Regions from separate parts of the Homo sapiens genome. Here region 1 is linked to region 2. A link is a loop called in an ENCODE intact Hi-C map of the cell type or tissue named here. Cell type or tissue: GM12878. All regions are shown on one strand. Each heading gives the region's core, and the rest is flanking DNA. Links, peaks and the distances in the headings are about the cores only.

What was found. A loop is a pair of places that touch in the nucleus more often than their neighbours do. Peaks named below come from ENCODE experiments on the same cell type or tissue, not always from the same donor. Only the 100,000 strongest peaks of a DNase experiment are listed, where the experiment ranks them.
Region 1: it touches region 2 in a loop (4-fold over the local background); 7 of 110 quality-filtered maps call a loop at or near these places.

The regions. Positions count from the first base shown.
Region 1 is chr7:2,849,785-2,852,707 of GRCh38, reverse strand. No RefSeq gene overlaps it. Among named protein-coding and RNA genes, the nearest start is that of GNA12, 6.9 kb to the right of the region's middle. RefSeq lists a silencer at 950-1,069. In GM12878, for the core only: no CTCF peak of the experiment used is centred there; a DNase peak (open chromatin) is centred at 1,057; H3K27ac peaks cover 392 bases.
Region 2 is chr7:2,784,029-2,786,951 of GRCh38, reverse strand. The region is part of intron 2 of GNA12 (G protein subunit alpha 12); the gene reads left to right. Among named protein-coding and RNA genes, the nearest start is that of GNA12, 59 kb to the left of the region's middle. In GM12878, for the core only: no CTCF peak of the experiment used is centred there; a DNase peak (open chromatin) is centred at 1,591.

The sequences.
Region 1 (2,923 bases), core at 112-2,611, 66 kb before region 2:
GCTGGTCTGGAACTCCTGAACTCAAGCAATCTTCCTGCCTTGGCCTCCCAAAATGCTAGGATTATAGGCATAAGCCACTGCAGCCAGCCTGGCCTTAAATATTTGAGGCTATATTATTAGGTGCATACAAGTTTAGAATGGTTATACCTTGCTTTTATTGCATATATGACCCTCTCTATCACTAGTAATTCTAATTCTTTTAGGCTTAAAATCTATTTTGCCTTCTATTAATATTGATATGCTATACTTATTATGGTTAATACTTGCGTGGTAAATCTTTCTCCATTCTTTTACTTTGATCTTTGATCTTTTCTGGGTCCTTAATGGGTGTGTCTCTTTTTTTATTTATTTTATTTATTTATTTTATTATTATTATTTTTTTTAGACAGAGTCCCACTGTGTCACCAGGCTGGAGTGCAGTGGCACAATCTCGGCTCACTGCAACCTCCAACTCCCTGGTTCAGGCTATTCTCCTGCCTCAGCCTCTTGAGTAGCTGGGATTACAGGCACGCACCACCACGCCCAGCTCATTTTTTAAAAATATTTTTAGTAGAGATGGGGTTTCACCATGTTGGCCAGGATGGTCTCTATCTCGTGACCTTGTGATCCGCCCACCTCATCCTCCCAAAGTGTGGTGTGTCTCTTATAAGCATATAGCTGGTCTTTGTTTATTTTTATTTTTTGTTTATTTTTTGAGATGGAGTCTCACTTTGCTACCCAGGCTGGAGTGCAGCGGTGCGATCTCGGCTCACTGCAATATCTGCCTCCCAGGTTCAAGTGATTCTCCTGCCTCAGCCTCCTGAGTAGCTGGGATTACAGGCATGTGCCACCACACCTGGCTAATTTTTGTATTTTTATTAGAGAGGGTTTCACTATATTGGTCAGGCTGGTCTCGAACTTCTGACCTCAGGTATCCACCCACCTCAACCTCCCAAAATGCTGGGATTACAGGTGTGAGCCACTGTGCCGGCCAGAAGGTCAGATTTACAAGGGTTCTGCAGATGCCCCTGAGGCAGCTAGAGGCCTCACAGTGTGTCAGTTTAACTCTGAATTTCTGCTTTCACTTTGATTTTAGCCTCTGAGGCTTTCTTACTCAGCTCAGTAACACTTAAAAAAAAAAACAAAAAAAAAAACCTTCTGTGTGGTTTGTACAGCATTTTAAATTGTTGCTGCAGGAGGGTTGATCTGAGTGTTTTGCTCACTATACTGTCAGAAAAGGGAATCTATTATTTCTTTAAATATTTCCTCCTCTCCATCTCTTTCCCCTTCCTCTTGGAACTCACAGTTCACATATTAGAACTCCTGGATCTCTCCTCTAACTGTCCTGCCCTTCCTCTTATAATTCCCATCTCTTTATACTTGTTCTCTGGGTTTTGAGATTTTTTTTTTTTTTAATCTTCTAGGTCTCTTGTTTTGTTATCAATGTTTACCATTCCCTCTTCCATTAATTTTTTAAAATTATGATTTGCTGTTGTTGTACAATGTCTTTTCTTTTCTTTCTTTTTCTTTTCTTTTTTTTCTTTTTTTTTTTTTTGAGACAGATTCTCACTGTGTCACCCAGGTTGGAGTGCAGTGGCATGATCTTGGCTCACTGCAACCTCCATCTCCTGGGTTCAAGCAATTCTCCTGCCTCAGCCTCATGAGTAGCAGTGATTACAGGCGTGCACCACCACACCCGGCTAATTTTTGTATTTTTAGTAGAGAGAAGGTTTCACCATGTTGACCTGGCTGGTCTTGAACTCCTGACCTCAGGTGATTCACCTGCCTCAGCCTCCCAAAATGCTGGGATTACAGGCATGAGCCACTGTCCCCAGCCAAATACAATGTCTTTTTATGCCATTGACAATTCTTCTAAGGTGGAACCATGGTGATAGTGATGGTGGTGATGATGAAGATGGTGATAGTGATGCTGATAGTGATGGTGGTGATATGATGATGGTGATGGTGGTGATGATAGTGATGGTGGTGATAGTGATGGTGGTGATGTTGATGGTGGTGGTGATGGTGATAGTGATGGTGATGATGGTGATGGTGATAATGATGGTGATGGTGATGGTGATGGTGATAATGATGGTGGTGATAGGGTGATAGTGATAGTGATGGTGGTGGTGGTGGTGGTTATGATGTGATGGTGATAGTGATGGTGGTGATTATAGTGATGATGATAGTGATGGTGGTGATGGTGGTGGTGATGATGGTGATGGTGATGATGCTGATAGTGATGGTCGTGATGATGGTGTTGGTATTGGTGATAGTGATGGTGGTGATGATGGTGACAGTGATGGTGGTGATGATGATGATGGTGTTGGTGTTGGTGATAGTGATGGTGGTGATGATGATTATGATGATCTGATGGTGATGGTGACAGTGATGGTGACGATGATGGTGATGGTGATAGTGATGGTGGCAATGATGGTGATGGTGATGATGCTGATAGTGATGGTGGTGATTATGGTGGTGGCGATAGTGATGGTGGTGATGATGGTGGTGGTGGTGATGATGGTGATAGTGATAGTGATGGTGGTAATTATAGTGATGGTGATAGCGAAGGTGGTGATGATGATGGTGGTGGTGGTGATGATGGTGATGGTGATGATGCTGATAGTGATGGTGGTGATGATGGTGACAGTGATGGTGGTGGTGATGATGATGATGGTGCTGGTGTTGGTGATAGTGATGGTGGTGATGATGATTATGATGATCACGATGGTGATGGTGACAGTGATGTGACAATGGTGATAGTGATGGTGGTGACAATGATGGCGATATAAAGTTTCCATTCATTCATTTACCATTATGTGAGATATCCTACTTTTTCTTCTTCTCTCTGGCACCTCGGTCCCCTTAAGTCTATTGACATTTTCTTATTCTCACTCATAGCTCTTTGGCTTTCAGGGGGAGCCTTTAGGGTCTCCTATGCAGT
Region 2 (2,923 bases), core at 337-2,836:
GGTGTCTTCCTTGCCGGGGGCTTGGCTCTCTGCCAGGAGACATGTTTCAGACCCAGAGTCCCCAGTCTCCCCATGAAGGCCATCACCCATCGTTCCTTCAGGTCTCGAGATGGGCATGGTGGGTTGGGGATGCCCAGAGTCGCCATCTTGAATGGGGCAGGGAGAGGTTATAGCAGCTCAGAGACACCTGCCCCAGGGACAGCATCAGTCCCGGTCTGTGCTGGTCACGGACTAGCTGACTTCTCAAGCATTCGATTAGTGTTTAATTAGTGAAAACTAAAGTCAGCAAATCGCACCAGCCCCTACCAGGTGCATGAGAGGATTTTCCCCATACCTCAGCTATATGGCTTTAGACTTCTATATGCTTAGTCTTCCATAGATAGACAGACAGACAGAGATATAATATGTTTATACGTTTAGTTTTCTGTAAGTTTTGCCAGCTTGGTAAGTCGAACTTTTCATAATCATTGGTTCTTTTCATATGTTTATTGGCCATTTACATTTATTCTCTTCTTAGTTGGCTATTGACATTCTTTGCTGCTTTATTTTTCTTTGGGAATAAGCATCTTTTGATTCGTACCAGTCTTATCGCCAGGCGCCCGTTTTTTCCAACTCCCTTTTCTTTTTTTCAATTTTTCATTTTGAACTAATTACAGATTCACAGGAAGTTACACAGATAGTCCTTGTGTGTGTCACCTGGTCTCCCCCCAATGATGACATCTTACAGGATTATAGCACGGGATGAAAACCAGGAGACTGGCATTGGTGAGCGTGTGCATGTAGTACTGTGTCACTGTATTACATGTGTAACACCACAGTCGAAATACAGAACCATCTCCCACCATGGCCTCCCTCATGCCGCCCCTTTCCAGTGTACCTTCTTTTTAAACGGAATCTCGCTGTGTCACCCAGGCTGGAGTGCAGTGGTGCGATCTCAGCTCACTGCAACCTTCACCTCCTGGGTTCAAGCGATTGTCCTGCCTCAGCCTCCCGAGTAGCTGGGATTACAGGCGTCCGCCACCACACCTGACTAATTTTTTATTTATTTTTTTATTTTTCGTATTTTTAGTAGAGATATGGTTTCGCCATGTTGGCCAGGCTGGTCTTGAACTCCTGAACTCAGGTGATCCACCCACCTCAGTCTCCCAAAGTGCTGGGATTACAGGCATGAGCCATTGTACCTTTTTATTTCTGAGTAGTATTCCCTAGTATGGAGGTACCACAGCTTGTTTATCTGAAAAATGTGTGTGTGTATGCACATACACAATACACTTACACATGAAGAAAAATGTGTGTGTATATGCACATGTACAATACACTTACACATGAAGACCGCATCACTTTTCAGCTCATAGGATAAGTCACAATGTCAGAAATAAGTGAATAATTTCTAGAGAAAATAGAGTTATTTCAGATATTAAACCATCAGAATTTACTTTCTTAGTTTTGGTTTGGTACTGTATATATGTGTGACCGTTTTTAACCTTTCACGCTAAATTAACTTCCATAGTGTGATTCAGAGCTTTCTTAACTGTTACAGTCAGAAGGACCTGAGAAATTCCCCTACCAAATCCTATTTGATATTGACACCGTTTGAGGTCTGAGACTTGAAGAAATTTGCCTGACGTGACAAAGCTAATGAATGACCCAGACAGGCTTGAGAAGAATTTAGAGTAGCCTGGGTAGTCTCATGCTTACTTGGGTGCTGATCCCAGCTCTGGAGCGGGTGGGACACTTGCTTTTCCTCTGGGGTGGCTCTTGCCTGAGGATACAGAAGCAGGAAGCTGAGGTATTTGCTATTCTTGGATCCTGCACTGGTGAGAAACTTAATGTGTTTCTGCCTGTGATGTTGGCCTTTCCCCTTCATTTCATTAATCACGAAGAGTATTATATACTTATAAACCTCTAAAAATCTACTCCTCTAGGGGAAAAAAATGAAGTGTTAAGTATTTTAACATAGATCCTTAAGCCAGTACATAGTGGCCCAGGGTAAAAATGTGTGATGTAATAGAGTTAATAATGAAATACTTTATGTGACAGCAAGACCAGAAACCCTAAAGGAAAATAATGATGGATTTGAATACATAAACGTTTTTAACATTTGTATGGCAAAAGTCAACATAAATTAAGAGTCAAATGACAAATTTGGGGAAAATTGCAACCTATAACAAAGGTGTTTTCTGTATGCTAAAGGAGTGAGAGGGCGCTTGCGAATCAGTACACAAGGGATGCATCCCCAGGAGAAAGCGAAGGAAAGAAGGAAGAGGGTCATCATCCATGCCACTCATTGTGGAAACATAAATTAAAGTCATGGTGAAATAGCTTTGTCAGCTAGGTTGGGAGTGATTTTAAAGAATAATGCTTTGGGCTGATTGGGTCTCAGGAAGTAGGTACTATCATACATAAAAGGTAGGAGTATACAGTGAGGAAGTTCCACAGTTTGTGTCAAAACATAAAGTGTTATTCTATTCTTTGGCAGTAATTCATCGTCCCAGGAATTTATCCTAATATAGTAATTGTAAGATTTCCAGCTTGGCTGGGCATGGTGGCTGATACTTGTAATCCCAGCCCTTTGGTAGGTGAGGCAGGCATATTGCTTGAGTCCAGAGTTCAAGACCAGCCTGGGCAACGGGGCAAAACCCCTTCTCTCCCAAAAATACAAAAAGATTATCCAGGTGTGGTGGCATGTGACTATAGTTCCAACTACTCGGGAAGCCGAGGTGGGAGGATCCCATGAGCCTGGGAGGTTGAGGCTGCAGTGAGCCATGATCACACCATTGCACCTCAGCCTCAGTGACAAAGCAAGACCCTGTGTCAAAATAAAATAATAAAATAAATGTTAAATTTTAAATTAAATAAAATGAGATAAAAATGATTTCCAGCTTCTAGTTATAGTGGACTAGTTATCTAAAGACCTGCTGAA